2 separate regions of the Homo sapiens genome follow, and region 2 is linked to region 1. Evidence: chromatin contacts called from ENCODE Hi-C or POLR2A ChIA-PET data. All regions are on one chromosome and are shown on one strand. Each heading gives the region's core, a stretch centred on a gene start or an enhancer-like site at or near the end of the contact. The rest is flanking DNA. Distances are from core to core; before and after follow the strand shown.

Region 1 (3,442 bases), core at 51-2,550:
TGGACCGACCGTCTTGTCCACATGGTTGTTGAATGCTTCCTCTGTAATGGGCGTTTTCTTGTGAGTATTGATATAAGACACAATGATCAAAACAGTTTTTGCCAAAATTCACTGTTCCTTCAGTTCAGAGTCATTGCTAAATGTGACTCACCCTCCTCCCACCCTACCTGCTCAGAGCTCTGACCCTAGAAAAGAGCAGGATGCTGGACTCACTGTTTATGACCTCTCCTCACATCATTGACTTCCTTTCTAGCTAGCTGGTTGGCATTTTATCCCTTTTAAGGAGAAGACAGCTTTTCTACCATGTTGTGTTCTCTTTTCCTTTAAATGCTTTGTACAATTTTCCCTCAGATTTTGGTACTTGATCTTCTAAGCCAATCTTTTTGGCATGTCAAAATATTTTTCCTTTCACTACTGAATTTGATGGTCATGGCTTTCAAGATTTTGTATTTTCTATATCTTTGTAAAAGTCTACAAAGAAGCTCAAAGACAAGAATTTTACCCTGTTCTTTCTTTGTTCTTTAGTGCTCTCTCCTTTTTGATATTTAGCCTCTAGTTTTTGGGCTAGTTTTCACAAAGGAAGGGCCTCACACTGAGAAACAAAGTACTTTAGATGGTATTTGAAAACACTATCCTTCCTCACATGGTCTTCAAATGAAATGTTTGATATTATGTTATAAAACAGTCCCTCATATTTCCCTTTGTATGCAGCAGAGTTATAGTCAGTGCCCCAGGGCCCTTATAAAAGGAGGTGTGCCCAGGCCCCTCAGCAAGCTTTAGGTACCGGGTGCAGGTGACTGTGGGCACTGTGTGCTTGCTGCGCAGAAGAATGTGGTTGAGTCATGGAGCTGGGAATCCTGTATGTGCAGGGAAATGTGCTGGTCTCCTTTTTTAAGCCTGGCTGTGAATCTTCCACTGATCTTCTCTCTCACAGTTGATAGCATTTGTATCAGGGAAATGAGGCCTTCCTCAGGATCCTGCCTGAACCACTGAAGAAATCTGAAGGGCTGTCTCTGTAACTGCAGTTCAGTGTGACGCTGTCACCTTCCTTGACTTTCAGGGAAGGAGCATTCTGTTCCACTGGCAGTTGTCCATTTGACCCTGCTTAGGAGGAATGAAACATTTTCATATATATAGTGTGTTTGTTCATCAGTTTCATTATTTGTTTTACATTCCTGAGACTAGACCCAAGATTGTCCCCGGGATCTTTCTAAATTTCAATGCCCTGGCCGCCCCTACTTGATTCCTCCCCTCCTCATGACTCGCCTGACTCACAGGTCAGCTGCACACAGAGGAGCAGCAGCAGAGTGCTCAGTGGAGTTTCCATTCTTTCCTTTTCCTGGAGCCTCTGTGGATTCAGTTTGGAGACCTAGATTTGGCCGTGTTCACTGGGCCTAGTTCACTGTTCTAGAGTCTTCTGGTTCTGTTGGTTGGGTAGCCTTTGGGGAATCTTCATTGTTTTTACGGATAATCAAAACCTCACTGTTACATCACACACATCATTGAATGCCCTCCTCCTGCTGTTCCCTTCCCCTTGTTCTAGTTTCTGGCAGTGCCTCTGTCAAAGGAAGCACTGCCCCCAGGTGGTCTGAACTCAAAAAAATTGTTTTTTCATTTCCCCCTTAATATAAAGTAACTCGTTATGTTGAAATGAAAGGTAGACGGAACATACAGAGAGGTGAGGAGCAAACAAAAAAGAAAGAAAGCAAACAGTGTTAAAAGGAAAGTTTCTCCAGTTATGACTGTCTGAAAATCCTTTACACCTGAAACTCCCTCACTCCCCTCACCTTTAAAGAATTATGCAGGCTTTTTGCCTCTATGGCACTGTAGTACATTCTGAGGGGGGTAGGAATAGGTTGAGAGAAGATCTGATTATTTCCCTTAATTGATTATTTTTCTACCAGAGCTGTATTATATGTCTCAATCTCAGCAGCTTTAAATAAGTTAAAAGAGTTAGACCTTTTCCAAATTCTCGTTAAAAAGACAAAGGAGGAAAATGTAGTATCCTTTCTTTTAGGATGTTTTCAGGTGTGAGAAAGCAGTCTAGTAACTGGCTAACTCTGAGCATGCTAGTGCTTTTGCAAATATCCAAGTGCTTTATATTTAGCTCTGGGCACCTGTGCACACTGGTAATTTCTCATGTTTTACATATTAGTTTTCTGAAACTCTGTTTTATGGTTTCCTGTACTTGCAGCAATGACTAGGGACTCAAGATGAGGAGAGGATAGGGAAGAAAGCTCTCATCTGTTCTTTGCATCCAGGTCTCATCCTGTGGAGCATAGGTGCCTACCTATTACCCTCCCACATTTTCTCAGCTATATTTCTTGGGTAAAGCCCTGGCCCTAGCAAATCTATCCTCATTCTTTTCTTCCTTCATTTCTTTCTGTGGTCATGACATAAGTGTCTGAGCCTCTACACTGAGTCTATGAAGAATAAGAGGATCTTTGATGTTAATTGTGGATATTACTCTTCCATTCTTTTTTGTGTATGAAATTATGTAAAACAAGGAGAATTTTTTTTTTTTTCGTTTTTTGTAGCTTAGACTAGAGTTAGCTTTCTCCTGGACATGCAGGGTTTGGGTAAGACTGGACTCTACCTTCTCCTGTTTTCACATTTCTGCTTGAGAAAAAAACAATAGACACATGAGGTGGTCACTGGAGAATCTGGCTATTTGTAAACTGGTACACTTCCCTAGAAACCTTATGATCTTTCTTTTTCCCAATCAGAGCATCCCCACATCACATTAAGTCTGAAACCACAGAAATGCTAGCAAAACTTTAGTTCTCTTTGTAAAATTTTTTTTCTATTTATGAGGATACTTACCAGGAATGTCCTCAAAGAAGGGATTTTTTTTCCTAGAAAGAATAGAGGAGCTGTTTTAGATGCTTGGAGGAAGTAGCATTTACATGAGAGTTCTCCTTGGAATTTTTCTTCTCTCTTATCTCAGGTATGTGATTTCAACATTCTAGGTAGGTACTAGCAGGTATATGTCTAGCTATAGATGATTAACGATTTTACTGAGCAATGATGGACAGGGGTTGTGGCAGGTAAACAATAAATGTTGAGTGTCACTACCTCAACAAATTCACTTAACCCTGTGGAGACATTTAATAAAATGTACAAAATAGAATATGCTAATTATCCAGTTGGAGAGAGAAGAAAAACACACCTAAAAAGTCAACTAGCTCTAGGGGCCAGTGTATGATTGACATCAGCAGTTACTACTCTAGAAGCGAGGTATAGGAGCTAAGCAATTGTAGGTAAGAGTTAGTAGCTTAATAACTGATACAAGAGCCAAGAAAAAAAATCATATGATTATCTTTATTGATGGAGAAAAGGAATTTGACAAAATACAACACAGATTCATGTTAAAACATTGAAAAATAAAAACTAATAACTAATTCTTTAACATATCACATAAAACTTGCATACACCGTAATCC
Region 2 (3,300 bases), core at 444-2,943, 120 kb before region 1:
TCAAGCTTGAAATCCTCTCTGTTCCTGCCCCTGTTGCTCTCCTACCTTGTTCCTCTGCAAAGATAGAGAAATGAGTCAGAGAAACTTCCTGATCACGTTAAAAAACAAATAAAATACCTGATGACTAGTTCAGGAGCTGGGTAACTACAGCATAATGTATAAAAGGTTGAATTGCTCACATAATTGTCTGTAAAGTTCAAGCAGCTTAGGCCTTTCTGTAGAAGACCTCAGTCTTTACCCTATGCACAATTCAAACTGTGGTTCAAGTGCAGGAGGACTGAGAGTACGACACTGAGGATACCTTAGTGACAGGGCTCTTGGAAGACACCACAGTTATAGTAACTCTGCATGTGTGTGTGTAGCACTGTGTGCATGAGTGTGCGGTAAAAATGAAGCTTTGCGAAGTGAATAACTATGTCTTTCCTGCACTATCTCATAACCCCAGTGCCTCCAACAGAGTAAGCACTTGCTTATAAGCATATTGCCCCATAGTACAGTGGTTAAGAGATGATGCTTTGGAATCCAACCATCTAGAATTGTAGCTCTTCTACCATAGTTGTTCAATCTTAAGAAAGTTTCTTAGCCTTTCTGACCTTAGGTTCCTCATCCATAAAACAGGGATGCCTTCACTCCCACACCCAGAACGTCGATGAGGATTAGAGATGATGCATGTGAAGCCCGAGGCATTGTGCCTGACACGTGGTCACTGCTCAGTAAAGAGTAGCTGTTTATGCTATTTCCATGTGTGGGTATGTGCAGATCTCTGTGAGTGTATGAGAGCTTTTCATTTCAGAAAATGAAATGTGCAGGCATGGGGTGGAACTGATTCTCTCCTACATGTCCTTTGCCACTCCCTTCTATAACCGTGAAGACTTTGCTCAAGTTTCCAGGGACCAATGTGCTCTTGAACCCTGTCTGGAAGGGGAACACCTCTTGCATATAAATAAGCTTTCTGTTGAAATGGGCATGAAGGGACAGTGGCTGACCCTCCCCTTCTGCTGTGTGCCCTGATGCTCATTTGACCGTCAGCACCGCTGTCTTCTGCTGTGGACGATTGTGATCGACCCAGTCTTGGGAGCTGCCAATGCAACAGAGAATTAGAGCCTTTGTATTCAATCATCATTGAGAGCCTATTAGGAGGACAAGGTACCATGTGGCTACTCAAAAGGCTGAGAGTCTGGAAATGGCCATGACAGAGGAAAATCCTTTCACTTGGCTGATGGAGGCCAGGTCTATAGCTTTAAGGCAATTGGCACAGATGCTGAGCGAGGGGGGTGCATTCATTTTGTGCTCAATAAAACAACTTTTATTCAGGGATGTGAATTGTTATCTCCTCGGGAAAGGTGAAGGTACAGAAACAGGTTGTAATTCCTTGGAGAATCTAATTCCCTTGTAGCTGGAGACAGAAAGACAGTGAGAGGGAGGGAGAGAGATAGATGAAAGAAGCTCTGTTATCCTAGGAAGTCCTAGGTAATTACCCAGCCTGAATTTCTCCTGGAGCTTCAGGATGGTACCAGATGTGTCCAGGCCCTCTGTGCGCCACCCCACAGAGCTAGCAACCAGAGTCCGTCTCCTCCTCCCGTGGCTGTTCTTCATGTCTGGGAACACATCAAAGGAGGTTTGATGTTCATAACTGCTGTGAGTCATTTTCACATGGAGCTGCGGGGAGCTGCCTGTACTGCTGCATGCTGTATAGCCCTTTGTGAGCGCAGCTGAGCTGAACCAATCCCCTATTATGGGTGAGAGTAGATTCCTCCTGGGAGACCTGGATTGGGTCCACACCCCTGTGCAGAATAAAATAGGACTTCTTATTGAGAAGTAGTTATTAAAACATCCCTCAGTCTTGGCTATGCACCTACACTGCCCACAGGGACAGCTCTGCATGGTCCTTCCACAAGAGTGTGGCCACCTCCAGGCCCTGCTGTTAGTGCCAATAACATCTGAAGCCTCACTGTTTGCCTCACTCCGAGGACAAAGGACATCAACAAGACTCCAACCACCACCCCATTGCTTCTCAATTGGAGAAGGAAATTCTGCTTGCTCCTGTTGAGTTTGGCTGTTGCTGGAAAAAGTGTCCCATACAACTCTCTTTGAGGGCTGGCAGAGGACTGGGAAATTAGCCACAAGACTGTGAGCTGGAATGGGCCTTAGTCATCATCTGGTTCTAGTCCCTCAAATTACAGATGATAAGTGAGGCACAGAGAGGTTAAGCAAGTTGTCTAAAGTCACACAGACAAGTGAGGATTTCTAGCGCAGGAAGTAATTTTCTAAGAGGGGGAGAGAAATCCTGGTAGGGTGAATCTTGCTACTACATTTTCACTGGAGGATGCTTCAGAGGGTTGAATCTGTGGGAAAGCAATGGGGACCAGGAGAGCTGCAGCTGATCTCAGTTTTATACCTCAGTTTCTCTGTACGAAAAATGGCTGTATTATTTATCTTCATTTCAGGACTGTTAAGGGGCTTCATGAGTGACTCTGAGAAGTCCTGAGAGTTCTGGGCTTTCAGGTTAATAAGATAACAGTTTCTTGTTGGGCCTGAGACAAGGACTAGTTGCCTGGACTGAATAATCTGTTCTCTGTTCCTCAGCTACCCTGAAGGCCTTATGAAGCCCCTGGGTTTGGGAGTGTGGAAGAATTAAATAAAGGAATAGTCAGACTGAGTGGTGGGGTTGGAGAAAAGTGTGAGAAGTGGGGAAGTGGGCGCAATCCCTGCCTGCTCTGGACCTGGGAACACTCTCCCAAGAAAAAGTGTGTCTTCCGAGTGAGGCTGTTTCCTGCAGTCGGCAGGACTGGACTCCCTCCTTTTGTTTGGGGCAGCATGGAAACCGTGTTTCCCTATCTATGTGCACCTGAATGCACTCTAGTTATGCTGTATCTTTTCAATTTTGCTGGAGAAGCAAGTGTGGTTTGCTCTTTAAAATTCCCAGAGCTCCCTTTCCCATTTGGGATTTGTGGTGAAAGGTCAGACCGCAGAATTGTCTCGCGGTAATGGGGCTTCTGAATAAATGAGCCCCCGAGGGCTGCCAGGGGGACCAGAGAGCAGCAGACGCCTGCTGGGACTAAGCCCGGCAGCAGAAGCCACAGTGTCCCCCTGGCCACGGAAAAGTGGCCCCAGTGGGCTGCTCCTCATTTTCTGGCAATGTGCCCCATCCCCTGGCATGGTGAAGTCCCACGAGCCCAGAGGCCCACGTCCCGACATCAGTCTTCTCAACTGCTTTCTTCTGTTATTACCTTGTCAACAACAGTATCCGGAGACCTAAAGGATAACTCTGCATGATGATGCAGTGAATGACTGGTTAGG

Evidence for each region. Hi-C counts contacts between places; a loop is a spot of excess contacts on that map. ChIA-PET counts read pairs that join two places held with the same protein, here RNA polymerase II (POLR2A).
Region 2: POLR2A ChIA-PET joins it to region 1 with 18 read pairs in PC-9. The contact joins two enhancer-like sites. A Hi-C loop is called at or near these places in 1 of 168 maps with a recorded cell type or tissue (Caco-2). POLR2A ChIA-PET finds 5 or more read pairs at or near these places in 1 of 52 experiments (PC-9).

Annotation. Positions count from the first base shown.
Region 1 is chr14:22,263,634-22,267,075 of GRCh38, reverse strand. It overlaps TRA and the pseudogene TRAV37. Among named protein-coding and RNA genes, the nearest start is that of TRD-AS1, 220 kb to the left of the region's middle. Within about 2 kb of position 1,300, at least 2 of the 41 ENCODE cell types and tissues checked have a DNase peak (open chromatin) inside an H3K27ac peak, as active enhancers do; they include PC-9, where a contact is called at or near this core.
Region 2 is chr14:22,387,789-22,391,088 of GRCh38, reverse strand. The region is part of intron 2 of TRD-AS1 (TRD antisense RNA 1); the gene reads left to right. It also overlaps TRA. Among named protein-coding and RNA genes, the nearest start is that of TRD-AS1, 94 kb to the left of the region's middle. RefSeq lists enhancers at 2,579-3,079, 3,188-3,300. Within about 2 kb of position 1,693, at least 4 of the 41 ENCODE cell types and tissues checked have a DNase peak (open chromatin) inside an H3K27ac peak, as active enhancers do; they include PC-9, where a contact is called at or near this core.